6 separate regions of the Mus musculus genome follow, and regions 1, 2, 3, 5 and 6 are each linked to region 4. Evidence: chromatin loops called from intact Hi-C (ENCODE). Cell type or tissue: left cerebral cortex. All regions are shown on one strand. Region 1 overlaps Drosha (drosha, ribonuclease type III). Region 2 overlaps Drosha (drosha, ribonuclease type III). Region 3 has its middle 570 kb from the start of Gm46517. Region 4 holds the start of Cdh6 (cadherin 6). Region 5 holds the start of Gm35018 (a long non-coding RNA gene). Region 6 has its middle 2.2 kb from the start of Gm46517.

Evidence for each region. Hi-C counts contacts between places; a loop is a spot of excess contacts. Peaks named below come from ENCODE experiments on the same cell type or tissue, not always from the same donor. Only the 100,000 strongest peaks of a DNase experiment are listed, where the experiment ranks them.
Region 1: a loop joins it to region 4, with 2.7 times the contacts of the local background. A loop is called at or near these places in 2 of 42 quality-filtered maps.
Region 2: it touches region 4 in a loop (1.8-fold over the local background); 3 of 42 quality-filtered maps call a loop at or near these places.
Region 3: a loop joins it to region 4, with 2.1 times the contacts of the local background. A loop is called at or near these places in 10 of 42 quality-filtered maps.
Region 5: a loop joins it to region 4, with 6 times the contacts of the local background. A loop is called at or near these places in 9 of 42 quality-filtered maps.
Region 6: a loop joins it to region 4, with 2.9 times the contacts of the local background. A loop is called at or near these places in 5 of 42 quality-filtered maps.

The regions. Positions count from the first base shown.
Region 1 is chr15:12,877,238-12,881,237 of GRCm38, reverse strand. Drosha (drosha, ribonuclease type III) reads right to left here. Exons shown (of 35, transcript NM_026799.3): 16 at 2,411-2,580. Among named protein-coding and RNA genes, the nearest start is that of Drosha, 54 kb to the right of the region's middle. In left cerebral cortex, a CTCF peak has its summit at 2,490; a DNase peak (open chromatin) is centred at 2,462.
Region 2 is chr15:12,907,659-12,911,658 of GRCm38, reverse strand. All of the region lies in intron 26 of Drosha (drosha, ribonuclease type III), which reads right to left. Among named protein-coding and RNA genes, the nearest start is that of Drosha, 85 kb to the right of the region's middle. In left cerebral cortex, no CTCF peak of the experiment used is centred here; DNase peaks (open chromatin) are centred at 2,132 and 3,195; H3K27ac peaks cover 863 bases.
Region 3 is chr15:13,857,563-13,861,562 of GRCm38, reverse strand. No RefSeq gene overlaps it. Among named protein-coding and RNA genes, the nearest start is that of Gm46517, 570 kb to the right of the region's middle. In left cerebral cortex, a CTCF peak has its summit at 2,168; a DNase peak (open chromatin) is centred at 2,282.
Region 4 is chr15:13,171,739-13,175,738 of GRCm38, reverse strand. It overlaps Cdh6 (cadherin 6), which reads left to right and starts at 2,064. Exons shown (of 12, transcript NM_007666.4): 1 at 2,064-2,225. In left cerebral cortex, a CTCF peak has its summit at 2,128; DNase peaks (open chromatin) are centred at 2,144, 2,408, 3,176, 3,836 and 1 more place; H3K4me3 peaks cover 2,944 bases; H3K27ac peaks cover 2,177 bases.
Region 5 is chr15:13,089,515-13,093,514 of GRCm38, reverse strand. It overlaps Cdh6 (cadherin 6), which reads left to right. Exons shown (of 12, transcript NM_007666.4): 2 at 1,505-1,865. The coding sequence starts at 1,638. It overlaps Gm35018 (a long non-coding RNA gene), which reads right to left and starts at 1,400. Exons shown (of 3, transcript XR_003951640.1): 1 at 935-1,400; 2 at 356-500. In left cerebral cortex, no CTCF peak of the experiment used is centred here; DNase peaks (open chromatin) are centred at 1,230, 1,657, 1,803 and 2,017; H3K4me3 peaks cover 350 bases.
Region 6 is chr15:13,283,105-13,287,104 of GRCm38, reverse strand. No RefSeq gene overlaps it. Among named protein-coding and RNA genes, the nearest start is that of Gm46517, 2.2 kb to the left of the region's middle. In left cerebral cortex, a CTCF peak has its summit at 2,232 (motif pointing right); DNase peaks (open chromatin) are centred at 2,681 and 3,800.

The DNA.
Region 1 (4,000 bases), 290 kb after region 4:
GATGCCTCTATATACATTTTCCACTATACCGTACTGTACCTTTATAGTCCCTAATTCTCACTTAGATTAAATGGTATGATGATACAACAAGGAGCTGACTTTCACGCTTCCTTTTTAAGATTTATTTTATGTATATGAGTGTTCCATATGCATGCATGTATGAATACCATATCAATGCCTGGTGCCCTTCAAGGTAAAAGTGGACGGATTCCCTGGAATTGGAGGTAGGCTAGTTGCTCCAATTTAGCCTGCTCAACCAGCTGACAATTACAAAAACGAGGACAGGTTTGTATAAATTCATTCACGTTGTTAAAAAAAAATCATGAAATGTTATAAAATGGATGTCATCTAAAAATAAAAAATCTTACTACTAGCTTGAAAAATCATCTTTGTTCTCAAAAAAAATTAGACAATTTTAATCACAGGTAAGCTAAACATTAAATTACATGAATGCCCACTAGCAGCAGAAACATGTCATTTCGGTCTAAAAGTGATTTGTTCAGGCATATGCTGTTTTTTTAAAAAAAACTGTGTAAGGAATGATGATGAGTTATTTCTGTACCATTTGACTTATATCACTACAATCTACAGAAGCACTGAGGACCCAAGATCACTTGAGCCTCGCCATTCAAGACCAACTAGAGCACAGAAGCAAGATACCATCAAAGGTCTCCCTGCAGCCATGTGTGATAACACAGCATCTAATCCCAGCCTGGGAAGTGGGACAAGGTGGGTGAATCCAGAGTTTAAGGCCAGCCTGGGCTCATAGAACCTTGACTCAAAATACCAAAGTTAATTTTTAAAAATGAAAAAAATCATCTCTAAATTATGAGGACGATGGGGTAGGGACTGAAGTAAATTCTAGACTTCGGCCATAGCCTACAAATCTATCACTGCATCTCTCTCTAAGAATTTAAAGCCTTTTCACTAATGACCAAAGTGCTCTCAGGCAGAGGCAAAACTGTCAGGGAGGAACATTAATTATTTTAAGTCTGCAGCAAGAAAGTATTTAATGTGACCATAATGGCGGGGAAAACTCAATAAATTTCCCAATGTCCTTGCCACTAGGCAATCTTTCAAATGGGTCCTGTACAGAACGGAATGCGGAGTCACGCCTACTCTGCCCTGGAACATGTACACGTCTGTAACAATAAACTATCTTTGCATAAATAGTAAAAGATAACTGACTTCATCATCACGGCCCTAAGCCAAACACCCATGCTTGCTTTCCTAGTCTATTTCTCATCAGTTTCCAACAGATGCCTTCGAAACGCACCAGTCAAGTTTCTTTCACTATCTACAAGCCATTCACCATCTCAAAGATATACATCAGACATGTCGATCGTCGGTACAGTTTCTCCATTTCTGTGAGTTTTCACTTTAGCATTTACGGCACACTGATCTCTGCTAAAACTGGAGGTTTCAGTGTGTGGGCTGCTAACTAACTAACGTCCATCACGGGCTCCTTGCATCATGGACAAGGTCTGCTGGCTGTGACTCCGCACCGCCTCATCAATATACCGGCTGCATTCTGACTGGGTGACAGGTAAGTGACCACACGGATGCATGGAACAAACCAGGAAGAATCAGAAGCCCCTGGGACTTTTTCAACACTGTAACTTCCTGGGCCCACTGTCTGCAATGTCTGGGCTGAATCACCAGGAGAATTCTTAACTGCTTTCAAACAGCTTCTGACTGTAGGATTTCAGGAAAGCTGAACCATGCCATGGAAGCAAGCCCCGGATGACACACTCCCAAAGAGACCACTCCAGAGCATGACAAATGCCATCTCCATCAGCCGCTCTCTGACTTAGCTCTAAAGTGGCCAGAAGAAATGAAAATTTTGTGCTTAACAGCATAGCACCAAAACTTTTTTTTAACCTTTCTAGTTTTAAACTGTTTTGGATATGTACCGATCAAAAAATATTATCTATATGACAAATGACTAAAATAAATAAATAAATAAGTACCATAGAATAAAATCAAAAAATGGGTAATAACAATTTTCTTAACAAAAAATAATTATTGGCAAAACAATTTAAAATATAAATTTTCACTAGAAACTAAAATAAATATAAAACTAATTTCTTCCACTACCAAAGTGGCAAAGGTTTTTTGTTTTAAAGCTAGTACGAAAGAATGAGTATTCTCATATGACCCACAATCCTCCTGCGGAGGAATCTGCAATGCACACCGAAAGTCTTAACGGTATATCCATCTTCAGGCAGGTGAGCAAAATACGCCCAAAGTGTAGTGTTTTCTTATTCACTAAGTATTTAAAGAACACTTACCCAAAGGACAAGAAGCTAGAATAGTCAAAACGTGCCATGTGCGTTACTGTTTGTGTGGACCATGCAAACAAGGAAAGGAGGCTCATCCCAGGCCAGGCTGGGCAAGCCCCAGAACTCACCGTCCCAGGGTTGGTAACGATCATGCCTTTGCACTCCTCTGCGTATTTCTGCCACTCGAGCTCCTCCCACTGGAGCATGTTGGCAATCTCCTCCTCGGGCACCAGAGCCTTGCTGCAGCGCAGCAGGTAGAGAAGGATCTGGTGCATGGATAACACTTCTTTGCCTCCATCTTGGGTGAGAATTTGGAGAAGAACAAAGTCACTCAGTTAACAGCAAAGCATCAACTCACTTCGGGAAAACAAGACAACGGCTGTAGAAGAGCACACATAAAGAATCATTTAAAATTTGCACTGCTCAGCCAGGTGCCGAACACTATGAACACCATTTGTCTGACTGACAAACGGTGCTCATTTACTAAAATGGGAACAACAGCATTATAAATGATAAAGGCTTTATTTGAGAGGTATGAATACAAAAAAGGGTGTTTGCCTAAATAAATTTAAAGTAACCCATCGTAAGAAACCACAGTTTATAATAAACAGAATCATGTTATGTCTAAATATTTTACCATTTTTTCTAAAGTAACAGATGAAAGCTTTTCAGAAGTGATGTTCCTGTCTTCGGGAAAGTCTAAGCTTTATGGGATATTTATAGATGTTTTCAATAAGACATTGTTGCCTTATGATCTAATTTGGAGGTGCTAATGTGCTGCACCTGCTCCGACGATCGGGGCTGACGAGCCCGCACTGGTATTACAGGAGATCGCTACAGAGCTGGAGCCGGGATAAAGTACCAACTGTCTGAGGTTCACCACGACGGTGGACTAAAAACCACAAAAGGCGCAATTAAAAGCCGGCTCAGAAAAGGACAACCTGTACTTTATAACCAAACACATGAGACTCATGTGTGCCAAGATGGAGGCAGCAGGTCTCTGCCTGATCTCTGGATTCAGCTTCACGACCAACACGGCAACAGATCTTGTACCACTTTCCTCTGACTACCCAGAAAGACAGGCATGATGGCACACGCCTGTCACCTCAGGACTCAGGAGGCTAAGGCAAGGTGACTGTGAATTAAGACCAGCTTGTGCTACAAAGCAACACTTGGTGGGAAAAAAATTATTTTAAGATAGTCTAGTCAGAGAAAGCATCTTTGAGGAGATAAACAAAATAAAAAAGGAGAAGATACATTCAGAGGTAGTAGAGGTCTTCTCTAGCATGTGCAGTGCTCTGGCTTTACCCCCAGCAGTGAAAGAAATAGTAAGAGTCCACTCTGCGGCTACCTGGGTATCTAAACTTCCTTTCCTGTTGATGTGGTAAAATATTCTGACACCAGCAACTTAGGGGAGAGAGGGTTTATTTTAGCTCACAGTTCTACAGGTTACATTTCATCTTGGGAAAGTCAGAGCTGCAGGGACTTAAACCGGTGAGACATACGAGCGCCACAGTTGAGAGCAGAGGGGGAAGGAACTGCACGCACGCCCGCAATCGGCCAATCGGCTGCTCTTTTCCAGTCCAGGGCAAAGGAAAGGTGTCACCAACTCCCCCATGAATTAACATAATCAACAGATGCCCCCTAGCCAACCTCTTGTACACCGCCTCTCCTTGGAACTCTTTACCCAGATGATACTAGACCAGGTAAAGTTGACA
Region 2 (4,000 bases), 260 kb after region 4:
TTCTCAAGTTTGGTTTTTGGCAGGATACAGGAAAATTTAGGATCATTTGTGATATTAGGTGATAAAAGGAAATAGAAGCTCAATGGTCCTGAACAACTTCTTAAGAAAGCAAAGAGGTTCTCAGACAATTTAAAGAAAGGGTTTAAATATCAAACCGTTCTTTACAGGCACAAAAAGGGACTTCTGTTAACCAAATCAATAACCTCTCCCCTTTACTCCCCAGAGTGTCAGCACACACACACACATACACACACACATACACACATACACACACACACACACACTCTCCCGGTGTTCTCTCCCCCCCATGACAGGATGGATGCTTCCCATCTGCCTCTGGCCACGTGTCTCCACTGGAGTGCAGCCCCATCCTTACCGCCCTTCACCCTGCTTCTGTCTGGATTCTTTTATTCCGCTACAGTGGCCTCTCATCTAGGCCATGACTGGGAATACCTCATGGGCATCCTTCCCTCGCACGCACTCAGACAGTAACCATCCCTTCCCTTTACACACTAAGCTAGGGAGTGCGCAGGCTCTGCTGAGGAGGCTAGGCTTAATTCTGAGTGCCTGTTGGTAACTTATTTATTCTCCCCAGCCTCTATTTCCACAGGTATAAACCGAAGCTAATCCCCCTCCTTCCAATCGGTCCCTGACAGCACTTAGTAGTTAGCGCACTGAGAGCGTTATGCCCAGTGCGGTCAGGGAGAGCACCACGATCAACAACACTCATAGGTCAGCTTTCTCTTCCAACCTTTCCCAGTGTCTCCAGAACTCAAGACTCACGTGACACTCCAATTCATTCCTTCTTGCTGCTTCATGTTTTTCACTTAAAAGCACTTGTGATTTCTCCTTGGATGTCCACAGCCACCCAGATTGGTGCAAATGTATGCCACCTTACAACCAGACAATTTCACCCACATCTGTTTCCTCTTATTTATCCCAGTGTAGTGCTGCATCTAGACTGGGATCCCAGCAACACTATTAATTAACTCGGGGACTATGGCTTGCCTCTAGAAAATGCTCAAGATTGGCTGGGTCACTCATTAACATAGCATATTGATATTAAATACCCATTATGTATTAGGTTACTAAGATAAATAGGATACAACTCTGTCCTCAAAGAGGCCTAATGAGGAATAACAGAGGTAAATAAACAGCTTACATACCTGCAGTAGGTCCCTTAATAGTGAAAAATCATTTTAAACTACACCCCAGCTGCCTGTTTCTCAGACAGACTGAATCTCTTATGAACAGAAATGGTTGTACTTGAGGTAGGCTCACTGAAGGAGGCCAGGCTACTCCATCAAGCTGGGAGGAAGTGGGCCCCAGAGGAGAGGCATCACTCTGCCCAGGGTGTTGAGACAAACCTCCAAAGAGGACTTGAAGAAGACAGAAAATCTAGCAAACCCCAGCGGAGAGTGAGAACCAAACGTCCATCAATGAGAGGCAGCAAAGAAAATATCTAAGGATGGCATGAAGACATTGTGGACAAAAAAGGAGACTGACACAGGCAGAACCATCGGGGAAATTTAATCCCAGCACGCAGACAGTGGAGGTAGGTGGCTCTTTGTATGTTCAAGGCACCCTGTTCTACACAGTGAGTTCCTGCTAAGCCAGGGCTACATAGAGAGGCCCTGTTTAAAAGAGCAAGGAAACCCCACCAAACCTTCTATATGTTACGTTGTGTAGACTTTGGTGGCTAGAAACCAAATATCTTAAAACTGGAAAGCCTGTCACTCACACAACACTGAGGGATGATGATGGACAGTTAACAGGCGAGAGAGATGAGAGGCCTTGAGAAGAATGCAGGACAGCTGCAAGGGAAGCAAACCCAGAGTCACCCAGTCAAGTGATGAAAATTTAAAACTGAACGAATATGGGGGAGGGGACAGCTTAGGGCAGAAAAGAGCCTGAGGTTTATGATTTAAGGATAAAATAAAAGCAAAGTATGTTCGAGACTAAAGGTGATGGGGGCCAATACTAAACCTGTTAAAATGGCAAGTCTGTGGAAGACCCATGCCAGGCTGCTCAGAAGCAATCTGAAGAGACACCTTTTCCAATTTCTCGAATGCCAGAGAAAGGCCTGGGTCAGAGATGCTGGGGACCGGTGTACAATGAGAAGAGAGGAGAGAGAAAGTGATGTAATGCCTCTCCCCTGTTGCAGGGGCCAGGGGGCAACCAGACTGAAGCTCTCTCCACACAGGCAAACGCACCGGGCAGGCCTGGAGCTTATACAAACTGAACGCAGACAGCTCTTAGAAAGAAGTCAGCCGACAGAGAAAAGGCAGGACAGCCCTGCTGGTGAAAGGGCTGGGCTGAGAACACAGACACGGCCAACAGGGACCTTAACAGGAAACAAGGCCTCCTTCCCACCCACCCACCCACAGGACAGGAGTCAAAGGACCCTCTCTGTGAGTCCTTCTGCCATCCTAACTACATTGCTCTCTCAGCTGCCTCGCTCTGCCCTAGCCCCTAAACAACAACTATCGGGACACTGGGTTGCTAACCCCAATTTCAAACTAACCCCTTCTCTTAATTTGGTTGCACACGTAGCAGCTAACCAACACCCTCAATATTCAGGCCGCCTGTCTCCTCACTAACATAGACACCCCTTAGTTACAGAGTCCATCAACCTGCATTACTTGTCTCTGTTTTTCCCTCTGTGTTCGACTTATTACATTTTCATCACACACACACACACACACACACACACACACACACACACACACACACACACAGAGTTTGCCAACGTTTCACCCATTCAATAGCTTGTAGATTCAAGCCAATTTGGAAATGTCAGTCAAGTTAAAAGGCTCCAGCTTGTATACATGGGAATTCTGAGGCAGAGAGTTATGTATAACTGAGCCTTACTCAGTTTTACAAGAGACATGAAAATGAATGCCTAACTCCAGCCGTTCCATTTGTAAGATGACGATGCTTGGGCCTGGCTTCTCCGCTCAGACACTTCTTCATCCCGCCTTTACTAAGTACCCAGCGCTGGACAGGCCAGCTCTGCGCTCGGCGCTTGCTGGGAGTGTAAGATAAGCTCACTAAGTAGACAAATGGGACAGAGAAGTTTAAAGGGGAAAAGAAAGTCTGCACACAAGCAGATCCGATTAAGAACAGAGGAGAGAGCTGTTGGGAGGAGCCCAGGAGAGGGTACAGGTTAAGTCGGGACAAAGGAGCAGCGACAGCAGAGGTGAGGGGAACACTTAGGAAGGCAGGAGAAGGCTGCTTGAGCTGCGACAGAGGATAAAAGCTGGAACTAGGATATTTTAAAATTCGAGAAAAGAGTCCTAAAATACACGCCATCTGCTACAGACACAAATCAAGATGCACAGTTGTTTGTGAATGTAGGGCAGGATGGGGGCCCGGGGGCCACAGATAATTCTTCTATTACAGTAGATAAACATAAAAGCCATCCCACCTCTGGAAAAACAAACTGAACAATTCCCGGACAGACCATGGAGGTCACGTGTTTAAAAGTCTTGACATTTAAACACACAGAGTAATGCAGTCCTAACACCGGGTAGCGTGTAAGGCGAGGGCTTCACCTGGCTTATAACACTGGCACCCTGTGTTCTTCACTCCTCAAGGGCTACTTCGTTCAATTGTGATGCCATTTCAGTGTGAAATAGAGAGCTGCCTTTCACTTTAATGCTAAACTGACTTGTTTTGGTACAGAAAGCATTTAGGACGCTCTAGCATATGCAGGAGGAGAAGGGTATCTCTGGCAATATTAATGCCTTAAAACGTTAGTAACACAAACCATCTTAGAATCTTAAAAAACAAAAAAACAACCCTATAATTTGCTTTCGTAAAAAAGTTCTAGATTATTTATTCATAGGTCCATCAGAAACTCCTGTCTAAAATAAGTATGTTCCTCTAGTTTACATAATTTACAAACACAACAAAACAAAACAAACCAGCAACAGACTAATATTGTTAACTTAGCCCGTGCATGGGACAGGTACTCACATATTTAAAAGTATAAGATCAT
Region 3 (4,000 bases), 690 kb before region 4:
CCTGCCATAGGCTTTGCTGTCATCTTTAACCCCTCGACTCTGAGGTCAAAACCATGACTGGTTTTATCACATCGATGTAACTCCAATTTGCAAAGTACATTAATTATCATGAAAGACAAAGCTCATCTTTGACATGACCAGATTAACTATTATGCTTGGACTCAGTTATAATTAAGAGCTTACGGCTGAAATGGACAGAGTTTTATATGCATACAGATAAAGAATGGGACTATGATCACACTGCCAAAACTAATGCCATAATCTTGCAGATACCTAGGGATAATAGCTTCCTTTGAAACAAAACACCACAGTGGAATACCAAAGTAAATAAACCAATAAGGACAGAACCGCACAAGTTATGGAAAATAAGTGGGCATGGAGCATCTGGGAGAAAGCCCGTGTGGAGGCTGAATCTAACAGCCTTATGAGAGCAGGCAAGTTATGAATCAATGAACATGTCTTCCATTTCTCCAAAGGCAATAGTGCTCAGGACACGATTCGAACCAGAAGTGACCAGTCAACATGTGCACTACACTAGGTATTACTCTATTGTCTTCAAATCAGTCCACTAAGCTGAGTGGATTTACCTGACTGAATCAAACATTGCACATCACTATCTCAAAGCAAATGAAAGGAGAGATTTTAACTTTAGAGCAATGTAGTGTCCCTTACCAATGAGAGACTCATCCTGCCCGATCACACTCTTTTCATCAAATGTCCCATCACAGGGCAGCAACAGAAGCCGTTTGTGGTTGTTCAGTACTTGCTGGAGAGCCTGTGTACTTCAGATGATAGTCTTACATGTTATGGAAATGGTAACAAAACCACAAAAACATAGAACAAAGAGTTATTACTATCTTACCAAATTACGGTTTGAATTTGAACCTAGTTTTAGAATCCAAAGACAGAGAAAATGCAAATTTGTTCAGCTTCATTCAGTCTATTCTTTCTCCCAAATGAAATTATATTCACTTCTATAAGTATTGTCTCTCTTGTATGCAGTGTTTTAAAGAAAGAGGATGGCTTTCCTGCTTGTGAATATTGAAAACGTTCATTTTGGGGGGCATTTTTGAGATCCCTCAGTATATTCAGCATCACTTAATGAGATTCTCAATTCCCAGAAACTCTCAGACAGATGTTTACAAGATGACTTTCATTGTTTCAAGGAATAAAAATAAGTAAACAAACTACTTGCACTACTCTATCATCGAAAGTTAAAATATAGTTCAAGGAAAATGTTTTGCTCTGAGCTGGAAATACACTAAGAATCATTGATAGAACAAGAGAGAACAATACAACATAAACTGTAAAGTTCATGTTCTCCTCTAAAATTGATTGGTGATGTCTAAAGAGGCTATTAGAATCCTGGAAAAGGCAGATTTGAGTGAATCCTCACTTTTCAATTTGAGATGTCCGCTGTGACAAAAATTATACAATAACAACAACAAACTCTTTAAAATATAAGATTATTTCAGTGCTTTAAAAAAGACTTCAGGAAAGAACAACGAATTTACAAGGCCTTTTCCTATTTCCTTGCTGAAAATATAACTTATTTAGAATCCACCTTCCATTTCACACTTTAAAATAATCTTTGTATTCTAAAAAATCATTTTTCCAAAAGGAATGAAGGTTTGCCTCAAATGTATTTCAAGTGTATAATGAATAGCATATATTATGAATTTGCAATTATGAAGAACTCAATATATAAAACAATTTTGTATATAAAAACTATTGGCTGCTTCCGGAAGTCCAAGAATTAATTTCAAGAAATGTTAAAACCCAGTGTCATTCTTAAGTAAATTCCTAAGTGCCGCCTGACCTCATACTATATACAAAAGTTAACATAAATACATAAAAATACATAATACATAAAAACCCTGAGTGAAAGAGCTAAAACTAGGAGGTCTGCAGTAGTTTATAGGTTTGACAATGCACTCAACCACAAATATACATCTTAGATTTCATAAAACTCAACTTGTGCGTCAAACAGCATTATCAAGTCACCATGTACATTGATGGAACACAATAAATTCATTGAATATGAACCCATGAATTTATGTTCACATAATGTCTGTATCTTAAAACTGTTGACATCTGACACATGTTAGTGCAATACTGTATATTTCCATACTGATAATAGCATGCAATATCCTATTTCACCTCTGGAAAACACTCTCTTCAACCACTAGTGGTCACTATTGTACTTCATGTTGGTATTTTATACATCTTAATTTTGTGTGTGTGTGTGTGTGTGTGTGTGTGTGTGTGTGTATTTGTAGGTGTGAGGGGGGTGTTGGAGGGACAAGTTGTAAAGCTTAATTGTCTCTTGCTGCTTGGGGAAATCAAACTTGGGTCCTCAGACTTGTCAGCAAGTTTCATTTTAAGCCATATCTTCTCAGATATCTCCTGTTCAGTTCACAAATATGAGAGAAGACATTGTTCTATCTTTCTGTGTTGACTTATTTTACATAATGCAGTGTCCGCCAATCTCACAAATTTTGCTTCAAAGACCAGAATTCCATTCTTTTTTATGGACAAATTCACTTTACTATATATGCAAACTGAAGTTTCTTTACCTATCTATCCATCATCTGTTGGTGGCCACCTGGATTGGTTCTAGAACTTACTATGAATCATGCCACAGGAAACAAAAGCATGAAGAATTTGCTTAGCATGCTGGTATCACTCCCTTTATAGCTAACTAATTTTTGACAGGAGTCCTAATAACATGCACTAGAGAAAAGAGAGTGTTTTCAGTGCTGAGATAATTGGATATCCATATACCCAAGCGTGAATTAGAACTTTATCTCTTGATAATGGTAAAAGCTTTTGAATATGGATAGAAAACTAAAATTTAAGACCAAAACATATCATATCATTGGAAGCAAAAGCCTAGAATATGACCAGACATTGGAATGGACACAGATTTTGTTTTGTGACATGGTCCACCAAACAAAGTGTACAAAAACAAAAACAGTGGGACCATCTCATCATAAAAAGCTATGCACCAGAGTGGAAAGGCAAGCTACAGAACTGGAGAGAATGCATACAAAATGTCCATCTAATAAAGAGTGATTGTCAAAATGAAATATGAAAAAGCTTAGGACATGTAGAGGTGACTCAGCAGTTAAAAGCACCTGCTGTTCTTGCAGAGAATCTAAGTTTAGCGCCAAGCACCCACAGTAGGTAGACTGTCTCTAAGTCCAATTCAAGTGAATGCTGACTCTCTTTGCCCCCTATGGGCACTTGGAACACAAACACTCTGGCACATATGCACAAAATAAAGTGTATTTTTTATTGTCTTATTTATTTACATTCCAAATATTGTACCCCAAATTACAACAAACTAAAAAGAAAACCAAACAAACAAAAACCCCTAAAAATACTATGAAGAATGGTGGCATTCATCTATAATCTCAGTGTTGAGGAAGCTGGAGCAGGAAGCTGGACCATAGGGTTGAGTCCAAGTTGGGCTATACAGTTAATTCAAGGACAGCCACTGTCACACAGTGAGAGCCTATCTCAAGGATCTGAAAACAAAAGCAAATGAACTATTCAAGTCATCGTTTTAAGTATAAATATAAGTAACATTATGCAGACTAAGCAGGTTGTAATTATATATTTAAGTATGTATGTATGTATGTATGTATGTGTATATATATATGTGCATATAATATACATATGCACATATACCTTTAAGTATGTAACAACAGTTAATGAAAAAAGAAGCCATGAATTTAAAAATGAATAGGAAGTATATAGGGGGGTTGGAGGTAAGAAAAAGTGTGGTGATAATTAAGTATATAATAATCTCAAAATTTGAAATAATTAATAAAAATGTATCAGATATGAATAAATATTTCTCAATGAAGACATAAAAGTTGCCTAGTATATGAAAAAAACTTAAGAACACTAAATAGAGAAATACAAACTAACACCACAATGGGCTTTCACTTCACCCAAGTAGAAATGCTTTTTTTGCCAAAAGAGCAAAAGATGG
Region 4 (4,000 bases):
CTCCTTCATGTCACTTACTGCTGCCACATGAAACTGCTCAGGAGCGAGCTGATTGTCCACTCTTAATAAAATGAGGTTGTTTAACCACCTTTGATGTGCCGCTTAATGGAGTTTGAAGGGTAATACATCACAAACAATTAAGAGATTTTTTTCCTTCGTGAGACATTAACTGCTTCGATGGATAGAAAATCTACTTCACTATGACCCTTCATATAGCATAAAATCAGTTAATTTATACATCTGTCTGCTAGAGACAATCTTACAAAATGTGTTTTTAACATACTCGCACATGTTCCGTTATTAATTTATCATCACACATGTTAGTAAATTATATCTGCATACATTTTGTGGATATACACTAGTTGGCATGTACACATTTGGGTATTTCGCCTTTTGTTCCTTCCTAGTTTTATTATCTTAGACATAGTCCTTAACCTTTACTGTGCTTTTATCAATCTATTTCCTCTGTCCTTTCTGCCAAAAAAAAAAATCATATTAGCAGAAGAATCCCATCAAATGGTCTATAAGAATACTTTGTGAGCTGTAAAGGACTGTACAGACATACCAAGGTAATCTTTCAAATTAAGAAGTCTACAACCTGAGGAATGAATGAATGTGAACCAGCTGTCCTCTCCCCCATCCCTCCTCCACTGCAGTTCAAATACCCACATGAAGAGACCATGTTCAGCCTCCTTTCTGCAAACTGCAGGCATCTATCTCCTCATCCCAAGGATGGCTTTTCAAATCTTGCCAGCATCCATGTGCAGAACATCTGGACTAAGACCGTTCCACATACAATTCTTTGAAGCACCGGCTGCCTGGAAGAAATACTTTGATTTGGGCTTCATTAAAATGCCTCAACTTCTATTAGGGACACAAAAGATTTTTTTTTCTAGTAAGAGCTCTCTTGGGAAGAAGACCGACCTCTAGCTAGTTAGATCACTCAGAAGCCAAGTGGCTGGAATGTCACTAAAGCACCATGCAATGGAAATCTTGCTGCGAGCTTGTAACATGCAGAAACAGCTGGCTTGGGTCTGTGGCTGACCCGGGGTGAAACCATTGTGGTAATTAGATTTAATTTTCTTAATCCAATAGTGCTTGACTGCAACGTGTCTGCATCTCCTAGGCAGAAAAGGCATGATTCTCCTTTAACAATGCTTTGACGTGTTTAAGACTTCTGCAGCTTAGTCCCTTCAGAGAAGTCACTTCTTCTCGAGTATAAGGACACCCATCCAGACAGCTATGTGTATCAAGGAGTTTCACATAGACGTTATCTTGCTTCAGTAACTTCCCAGAAAGATCTCAACACAACAAATACGTCTTAAATATCAATATATATCCTATTCTGCTAGTTCAGTGTGCCCTGCTATCTGCTCATTTAGAAAGATGGATCAGCCACGAAGACATTGATGAGCCCGGGGCGTTTGGATTTGAACCGCTTCTACACTCTCGGGGGCATATGACTTCATGCTACAGCTCTCTGGGGTTACCCACTCTGCAACAGCGCCAGAGCTCCAGAAGCTACAAGGGGGGAAAAAGTGTTCTTGAGATGAGAGAAGCAAAGACTGACATTCATGAATCTGTCTGCTCGCGTCTGTTTATGTTATACAGAACAGCCGTCGGTATTGTTACCTCAGAAGACCGGGGTTATTTTATTCGAGTGCAGGTCGTGCGTACTGTCTCCCCCCCAAACTGGCTCACAGCGCCACGCCGTACCATGTCGTGTCCCCGGGAATCTTAATTGCCTGGGCTATTAGAAAAGAACATCCGACCGCTGCTGGTAATTGAACACGGTGCATTTTGATAGCTTAAAAAGAAAGATCAGATAGAGTCACACAAGTTCTCAGTATGTCTTAAGCCGTCCCCCCTAAAAAATATATAAGAAAAAAGAGGAAGGGAAAGCCTGGGGCAGCGGGAGTGTTCCAGAGAGCGAACTGCTCCGGACTTCAAACACTGGGAGTCATTCTGTCAAGGGGAGGGGGCGGGCGGGGGCAGGCACTGGGCCTCTGTAACAAAGTCCTCCTCTCTTTGCTCCCTCCCACTTCATTCACTTGCAAATCAGTGTGTGCCCACAAGAGCCAGCTCTCTGGAGCCGTAACCTTCCCATCCCGAGAGCTGCAGTTCCAGCCACAGCAGCAAGAAGCACAGAGCAGAAGACCGTGGTGGAGGCAGGAGCATCCTGGGCGAGTGGCAGGGTGTCCCCAGGAGCCGGAAGGCAAACCGAGGTGGGTTCGGTCTCTGTTGCCAATGCGGGAGCTTGTGCGTGCGTTTCTTTTCTCCCTTGCCTTCTCTTTCTTCTTTATACATAGCTATTATTTTAATTCCGTAGCGTTGATGGAAGCCAATCAGAGAAAGAGAGCGGTCCTCTGCGCCGGGTGTTGCGGTGCACGGAGTTGGGAGGGATGCTCAGCTGGGAGCTGGGGTGCGGGCGGGCTTGCGCGCGAGTCCGGTTGCATTGGTGGCGCTGCTGCCTCTGCCCAGGACCGGCGCCGCTTCCCGGGGAGCCTGGGCGCCGCTCCTCCGCCGCCTGGTAAGACCGAGACGCCTAGGGTTCTGCGGGGGGTGGCAGGGAACAGTGTGGAGGAGAGAAAGCTGCTGCCGAGGTCCACTCCGCGGGGCTGGCGGAGGCGGCTAGTGGAGCCCTAGCTTTGCAAAGTTGGCTGGTCAATTACCAAGGGCGCTAGTGAGTGCCGGAGCGGTGGAGCCGTTTGGGGCTTGATTGATTTCCACCTACCCAACAATACAAGGGTCTGTGTGGTGACTGCTTGGCCTGAGTTATGGGATTTTTTTTTTTTTTTATGGCTTTGAGAGTAACGCAGAAATTAATTCAGGTAGTCGGGAAACTCTGGAATGTTCCCAATAAGGCAAACTTACAGAGATGGTTTGGCCGAGAGAACGAGCTTAAAGAAAACTGTTAGCTCGCATGTTCCTAGCAATGCCTTCAGGCTTTCATAGAGCAGAAATGCTTAGGTTGCAAGGCAAGTCCGACACTGGACTTCGAAAATGGAGCACACTGTCCAGGGAAAAGTCATGTGGAAGACGCCGCTCGCTGGTGCTCTTCCAAGGCTACACACACACACACACACACACACACACACACACACACATCTGAGGGAGAATGCCTTCCTTAGACTGGAGAGCAGGAGGTCTGGTGCGTCTGATGTGAGGTGTCAGATGCAAGAGTGAAGTCCCCAAGGCGTTCATGTGGAATTTAATGAAGGCGGGTCGTTGCGGAGTCCTATAATGCCGCAGAGCTGGGGTCACTTCCTCCTCCGTAGTTATTCGCCTGCCAAGAGTTACGGTCCATCTCGAGATGGGAGATGCTGGCGAGGTCAATGTGGTACTGAGAAATGTTGTCGCTGCTGCAATAAAATCCATATTTTATGGGAAGTTACGTGAGGGTCTTTGTATGCAAGGGGCTGGTTGCCTAACTTAACTACTACCGAGAACATTCAAGAACCAAGAAGTTTAATCACGTGGAACATTCACACATTTCTCTCTCCCACTCATTTTTTTCCTATGAAGACACTTTTTTTTTTTTATGATAGTCACTGCAAGCTCTATCGGTCTGTGTCTCTTCACTTTCACTTACTGAAGTCACACAGTGCGAACCAGAAAAGCTATTTCCTTTAACAGTGTGTCTGGGGCGTACTTCTGTGTTGGGGGGGGCGGGGGGGGGAGAATGCTAATTGTGAGCTTTTGCGGTGGTTAATTATCAGGGGCGGGTGTGTGTGTGCAAACTCCTCCCTGTGATTCTAAGGGAGCCAGAGATGTGGCCAGTTAATGCACAACTCCTCGGGAGAATGAGTAACTGCCATGTGAATGCGGGCCAAAGCTGGCTTTTTTCTTTCTGTTCTTGCTGATAGTTTTACCTGAAAAGGGAAAATCCTCGGGATTCTTTCTGCTTTGGGGGGAAGGGGGGGAGCGAGGAGAAGATAACAAACTCTCCTCCCAATTTAGCTTGAGCACAGTCCTTTGTGTAGGAGCACTTGCCTGACTC
Region 5 (4,000 bases), 82 kb after region 4:
CAGGGATTAAAAAAAATTAGGTTGGTTTCTTGAAAATTAATATTTGCCACAAAAATAATTACTCATATTGTTTAATCGCTGACTTTTAAGCCCACAATCAGTGGTCCTCACTGTGATACCGGGGTCTGCTTAATGCATTTGTGAAAATCAGAAACAACTTGGCCATCATTGTCGATGACACAAGTGAAATTTAGAGATACAAGTCAAGGATTTCCTAGGGAAATTGGAATACCGCTTATTTAACTCTTACATGTTTATTCCGCATGATCGAGAAGATGATCTATCCCTTTGGTTTCTAATGAGGGCATTCGCTAAATAGATCACAAACAGAAGTAAATTGATACATAGAAAGTACCTGATAGGCAGTCACAACAGAAAGGGGGAAAAGTGTCATCGAATCAGGAACTCACAACCTCGGCTCCAGTCCCCAACTGAGCTTTCCACAGACAAGCTTCTCCTGGTTGAACTTCCAGCTTCCTGTTTCCACAGGAGACATTTACCTGGCGTGGGAAAGACGATAGTCACCTCAGGCGGAAAGCAGGCATACCTCTTAGCTACTCTGTAGGACACAATGCTCATGGCCTGCTTTCTGGTATCTTTCCTCCCTGTCAGAGTTCAGGAGACCACCCATCCCCAGACAAGGGGTCTTTGGGTGACATTCTGAGACAAGTGACTTTCTAGAGCCAGTTTCTCAGTGAACTGACACAGTGCATTTATGCATATATACATTTATAGTATGGCGTAAATAGTTCTCATGGAGGGGTGTGATCAAAGTTTGCAAAGTTTAGATTAAAGACAAGCCTACCGTCACCACTGTTATACATACACACACACACACACACACACACACACACACACACACACACACACATCACTTCAGAAACTTCCCTCCGCAAATCTTCATTTGGAAGAAAGGCATACAGTGTTTTCCAACCTTATTTGACCCAGCTGATCCATCATCACACATCTCCTCAGCCAAGAGTCTGCAGAACAAGTTCTGCCTCGCCTCCTGCCTGGTGCATCCCAGGTGCTCAAAAATCTTCCAGTGAAATTTCCAAATGATCCACTTGCAATTGAATTTAAATTGTCTATGGTATTCTTTGCCTTGGACTTGTTCATGGAGATATAAATATGCAAATGGAATCAGAAACACAAACTCGTTTCCTCTAACCAGATCTCGGCCCACATATTCCAAAGCAAACGAGTAGTGAAATTATCCATCCTGGCGCGTTGAACTCTAGCAGAGCGATTACTTAACGTCGGATTTGCAAGAGATATAAAAGGAAAACCAGAAAGAGCAGTTCCCGCTGGGTACGCGCCTCCCATTCTGCGCATCCCCTTCTGTGTACCTAAAAGACGATTGCCCTCATTTCAAAATTGATAGCCAACTTTTTTTGTTGTTATTTTGCCATTCAAGTTTCTACATTCTTGCTCCTGCCTATTTGCTCTAACACTGAATTTTAAGCATCTCTAAAAGTGCTTGATATGTTATTATTCTTTCCAGGTACCCTCTGAAAGCCAAGCAAAGAACATTAAGGAAGGAAGGAGGAATGAGCCTGGATTTGGTGCAGTGAAAAGAGGCGTATTAAGAAAAGGGGAGCTCACACCCAGACTCGACTGCCTGCCTTGCCAGCATCATGAGAACTTACCGGTACTTCTTGCTGCTCTTTTGGGTCGGCCAGCCCTACCCAACTTTCTCAAACCCATTATCTAAAAGGACTAGTGGCTTCCCAGCAAAGAGGAAAGCCCTGGAGCTCTCTGCAAACAGCAGGAATGAGCTGAGCCGTTCGAAAAGGAGTTGGATGTGGAATCAGTTCTTCCTCCTGGAGGAATACACGGGATCCGATTATCAGTACGTGGGCAAGGTAGGCCTCCTTTGGGTGTTTCGACAGTCTAGGCTTAAAAGCCTGAAGAAGTTACTGCTAAGAAATAGACAGGGAGAATGTGAGCTATTCCCCAATACAGTATGAATTGTTGCTTATCTGGTGAGACTTTTTTTTTCCTCTTCTCGCTTGAGTAGTTGCGGGATGAAAGTGTAGCAAGAAGCTGAGAAATGTTTGTAGTGTAACAGAGAGAGAATGCTCTGGTGGAAAAACGAACCGCCCACAACCATCCACGGAGGATTATCATAAATCCTTTAATTTTTTTTTTTACTTTAGCTGGAAAAATGGGGTCCAGCCAGCCTGTAAAGTGGGGTCTATTAAAAATAGAATGACTGTGCTGTGAGAGGAACAAGTCCTTTTCTCATTTTGAAAGCAAACATCCTGAGCCTGAGTCACATTAACTATTTCTTAGCTTTGCTTCTCCCAGCACCCTTGGCTCTCAGAGCAGACAATGCCTTTTCTTGGCAAAACTCAACCCCGGAGGTTAAATGGGGTAGTTACTGTTGCTGCAAGTGGTAGTGGTTAGTCTTATCCCAGATAATTGGCAAGAAGCAAGCATTTTAAATTCTTAGATTTAACTGTAGCAAGGTTGATGAAAGATTCATGTTACACAAAGGTGCTATTTCTAGATAGCATCTGACCATTTTATTGACTAGAAAGTAGAGTGTGAGGCTCTCGTTCATCCTTCACCTGTCATGACGAATGTCACCTAATTGTATCATCAGCTATCGTGCTGAAGAAAAATTTGACCTGGGCCATAATGTACAAGACAAACCAGGGGTGCCTGTTCATAGCTTGTTGAGTCTGGATTTCATTAAATGGTGTGGACAAGAAAAATAATTTTCACGCGCCTCTTAAATTGAGAATGAACATAAAAAAGATAGATGACAAAATGCCTCTTCCTATGATTGATTTTAAAATACCTTCATCAGGAGATCAGGCAAATAGCATAAATTTTGCAGATTCCTAAGGCTGCATGTTCACATTTCAATCTGTGATCAAATATCCCTGAGTAACTCTGTGCAAACATTCCCCTTACGTATTTACCACTATAAATGAAGGAGGCTTAGGTTGAGACAGCCAGGCAGTGTTCCAGGGAGGTGAATTATTAATGTGGAATAAAGTAAAAGAGGAAATATCCAGAGAGCTGAGGACAGTGACACTGATGCCCAAAGATCTTGTAACCAACTTGCTTTGCAACTCACACCTGGCGGGGCCGATAGAACACAGGCTTCCCTTGTGTGCGCCTCACTTCCTCTGTGCAACTTGTCGCTACAGTGTTAATGGAGTAATAGTTTTTTTTCTTTTAATCTTTAAAGCACTTTTACAATGCAAATAGCATTATTACCATAGAAGATTAAGCTTTAAAAAGCTCTTTGTCAAAATGATTGAAACCCCCTCCCCCGCTTGGTTTTCCTTCCTAAATTGTGGTACCTTTAATGCCAATAATACCACAGACTCTTAACGTCCAGGCTTCAGCTTAACACTTATAATGGTGATAGGGGAAGTAGCCATGGGGATACGATGCAAGCTATGGACAGGTCCAAAACTGCCTCCCTAAACTGCCAGTTGCCAGGATTGGTAAGAAACCTTCCAGGCTTTTGGCTTCTCCAGGTGGGAAGTTGAGCCTCAATCTCCTGCCCCCGGAGTCCTCCGGAAGCAGAGTCACGTGGAAGCACCAGTGAGATGGGCACCATTGGCCAATCCGCTTGAAATCTCTAAAACTGTTGAAAAACTCATTGTACATGCTCCACCAAGTCTATGCATAATGAAGTGGGATATTGAGTCTTCTAACCCTGCAGAAGCAAACTACGGTCATCAGCAAATCTCAGTGACTAAAATATATGGCAATTAATAGCGGAGTCGGTCCCCAGCCACGGCTTTCCCCACGCTGATTGTATCTGGATAGTCTACTGGCAATTCCGTACAGTTCCCTTCCTCACCCTCACAGTCCTCTGCTTTGTCCTGTTGCCCTCCTCCTCTCTGAGGTCAAAACACATTAGCAATGTTAGCTGGAGAAAAAAGACCGACAGTGAGAACTGGCGTTGTCCTCGCCCTGCACGGGCCACTCTAGGGGACATGAGGGTCGTTCTCGTAGTGTGGAGACGGCCGTTTCT
Region 6 (4,000 bases), 110 kb before region 4:
TCTGAAGTCAAGGTGTAAGCATATTACATTCTCCAAATTGCCAATTGCCAAACTTTCATTATGCTTCACATGATTAGGAGAAGGTCACAGAAACCATTTTTATGGGGGCTTTAACCATTTTTCTGAAGGCTCCAGTCTTATGACTCTATCACTTCACAAAAAGCCCAGCCTATATAACACCACCACACTAGAGATTAGGACTTTGCATGTCATTGTGAAAGAGGGTGACAAAGATGTTCATTCTACAGCATGAGGTCTACAAGAAAATAAATCACATGATGTTTTAAACAGCAAGATAACACATAAAAATATTGCCAAATGTGGTCTCCTTTCTGCCCCAATATTGAAGAAGAAGAATCAGAAAGAGTGAGAAAAAAAAATTAAAGAGAATGGCTATCCAATTGGTTTTGTATGTAGAAAGTTTTCTTTAGTATAATCTAATCCACATTTTTTTAAAGGAAGGAAAACTGAAAAAGAAAGAAAGAAAGAAAGAAAGAAAGAAAGAAAGAAAGAAAGAAAGAAAGAAGCCTTGACGAATTATCTAAAGCTAATTGTGAAGTCTAGTCATTTTTACAGAACAGAAGTTTCCTATCTTTATGTCCTGGGTACTTCTTTTTCTGAATACACAGTTACAGTGGACATATAAGCTCAGGAAAAAAAAATAAGAAAAACCCAGCAGATTAACAGAGGTGATTTAGATATATTATGTTGATTTAGGTATCAATGTGCTCTCAGAGATTGCTTCCCCTGATCACAGCAGCTAAAAAGAGCAGGTATTAATCAGCTTGTGTCTGCGGCTCTTGGGGGGACAGAGGTGGTAGATAGAAACTGGAAATTATAAAGAGAACAAAGGGAGCATTAGTCAGATAGGTAGGAATAAGTAAACATCATAAATTAGGTTAATAGCAGGACTCTGCATCTTCCTTCCCTCCCTACACCTCCCCGCTCCCCCCCAAAAAAAACCTTAAACTGAAAATAGAAATTCTGTGTGTGAAGCCACATACATTCACTTGAACATAATCATTCTAAAATCATTCTGCAAAGCTGTTATATGAAGTCTAGGCTAAGCTCTAAATAAAGTCTTTAAATTTTCAACCCATTTACCTCTTGGTCTAATCCATCTGAATGGGTTCTATTCATCTGGAAGTCAGTGCGTGACAATAGACAGAAGACCAGGTAGATATGTGGGTGACAAAGGATGCAGCCTACCTCTTGGCAAGCTGCCTTCAAACAAACCTCTTGCCTCAGTGTGCTTCAGTAGCCTCACTGTTAAGGAAAAGTATTTAAATGAGTTAAAAATCATACTAGTAAGTCAGAAACTATATGTATCTCTCTTATAATAGTAGATATAATTTCTCCACTGATGATTATATGTTCTTGGGCTGCATAGGAAAAGGCAAAAGATGCCAGTACTGTGAAGTTAATACTACTAGGTCTGGCAGAAACATGATCTAATAACAGAAATTGGCAAACTACAGTCAGCAATCCATATCAGCCTACCAACCACTTTATAAATAGTTACTGGAATGCTGCCATGCGCGTTTGTTTACGTATTGTCTGGGACTCATTTGGGGTTACAGAGGCAGACTTAAATAGTTGTGAAAGAGGCCATATGGCCTACAAACCCTAGAATATTTACTGCCTCTCCAAGTACAGAAAATGTTTCCTGTCCCCATGTAATAAAATAAAATTATATAGAACAAGGGATAAGTTCTAAATCAAATAAAAATTCACAGCATGGTTTAACTGATCAGTGTTTTCACAGATGCATATTGTTTGTTATAAATAAAAAGATAGCTCTCTAGTCAAATAGTTCATTATACAATTCTTCCAGTTGATTGTATTTTCTGTAGCCATAAGTAATCTGATATTGCTTCTAATGATAATGTAAATCAGGATAGGCAATGTGCTGTAATAATAAACAAACTCATATATATAGAGAGATAGACAGATAGATAGATATATCATACACATATATGTGTGTGTATGTATGTGCATAAGTATGTATGTGTGTGTATATATATGTGTATGTATGTAGGCATGTTTTACTGGGAGAAATCAGGCACAGTCTGGAAATGTGGCCCAGGCTGTTGTTGACCATGTAGTCCTCCTATAAGTATAGGAATCTAGGCATAAGAATCATAGGGGCTGGAGAGGTGGCTAAGCAGTTAAGAGCACTGACTGCTCTTGCAAAGGTCCTGAGTTCAATTTCCAGCAACCACAAGGTGGCTCACAACCATCTGTAATGGGGATCCATTTCCCTCATCTGGTGTGTCTGAAGACAACAACAGTATACCCACATACATGAAATAAATAAATAAAGCTTTTTTAAAAAAAATCATAAATGCACACTTAGGTCAGTTTCTCAAATTTTAATGAGTTGCAACAACAGAGCTTTTTTGTCACATCTAGTGAGTCATTCTGAGCCTTCTCTTTGCCTCCTCTTTGGGAACCAAGCTAGTCAAGACTATTTCAATGGAGAATCAAGCATCACATGAAGAGAAAAACAATCTAGCAAGACACACTGATTTTCAAAGCTTCCAGTCAGAGAAACACATCAGCTCCAAACATCTCATTACTCGAAGCAAGTCACACAGTCCTGTCCAAGTTTAAAGTGAGTGAGGTGATTCTACCACATGTCCAAAGGGAGGAGAGCCAGAGTATCTGAGACAGGCTCATATGACAGTTCCTGTCACCCTGCCAAAAACAATGAGATGTAGCTAAATGCTTCTACTTGCAAAGGCTATGCACCAAATATGGTACCCTACGCAAAGTACAACACCATAATTCCAACTGCAATTCACTAACCTCCAGACTCTCTGGCTCCACATCCATTGAGCACTGGCAAAACTGCTCAACTCTGCCAGCAAGGCTTGGAATGAAGAGTTCTTCAACAGTATGGAGAAGAACTCCTTCAACTAAGTTGCTACTTCTCACTTCCCGAATTCTTGAACACCTCCAAATTCCATCTATTTAATATTCAAAATAACTGCTTGGTCCCTTGCAAAACTGAAAAATAGTAGCTGAAGGTTGGCTATGGTTTTTTTTTAATTAATGTCTATATAAATTTATTTGCCACATTGAACAAAATGTACTTTTCTAAAAAATCATTTTTAAATGCATTGAAATCATGGTCTATTTTAGTTTCAAAAATTACTTTCTTGCATTTTTTTTAAAAAGCAAACAATCAAAATAGAACTCACAAATGATGTGCCATACTCTTTTCATTTAAAAACCTATTAAAATAGAATGAACTTGGCTTTACTTAACGTATTCCATTTACATATTAGTTACTTAACATAATTTCACCTTATTGGAATGGTCAAACACAATCAAGAAATTTATACTGAGGCTCCTGTTGGAAGGTTACATCTTTAAGTTATGACTAGTCATCAACATGACCTATCAAAATTATAGACCAGCTTCAATTTTGTTAAAAAGAAAGATTTCTGTAAAGATTTCTATAAGCCCAGCCAGATATATGACACTTTGTATCTACAGGAAAATCCTTTCTATTTAATTTTAAACTCTAATTACAATTAACATCTAACATAGTTATGGAACAACTGTAGAACATCACTATACAGCACTTTCAGCACTGGGAATTAAGAAAAACAATTCAGCAATAAAACAAACACCACTTTCTCGGTCAAATAGAAGTGGGTTTTATTTAATGCAAGATTATTTTCAGTCAGGGTGTCTTCACTATTGATAAAATAGACTGTAGATAGAATCCTCTAGCTAGAGGGACCATATGCATAAGAAACTGCTTGCAGGGAAGATGACATATGTCATCCCATGTGCCAAATACCATCCTAGATCTGGAAGTGACAATTTCGCATATACACTGGCACTTGGAGCTCGGTAGCTATGGATTTATTCTGCTCCACGAGCACTCAAATGCCATTATGTGTGTTTATATATGAAAAACTTGGTAAGTGACGCTCTGGAAATTATCTCTATTAGCTACATTTTCTTTGTTATATGATATTCTTTAATG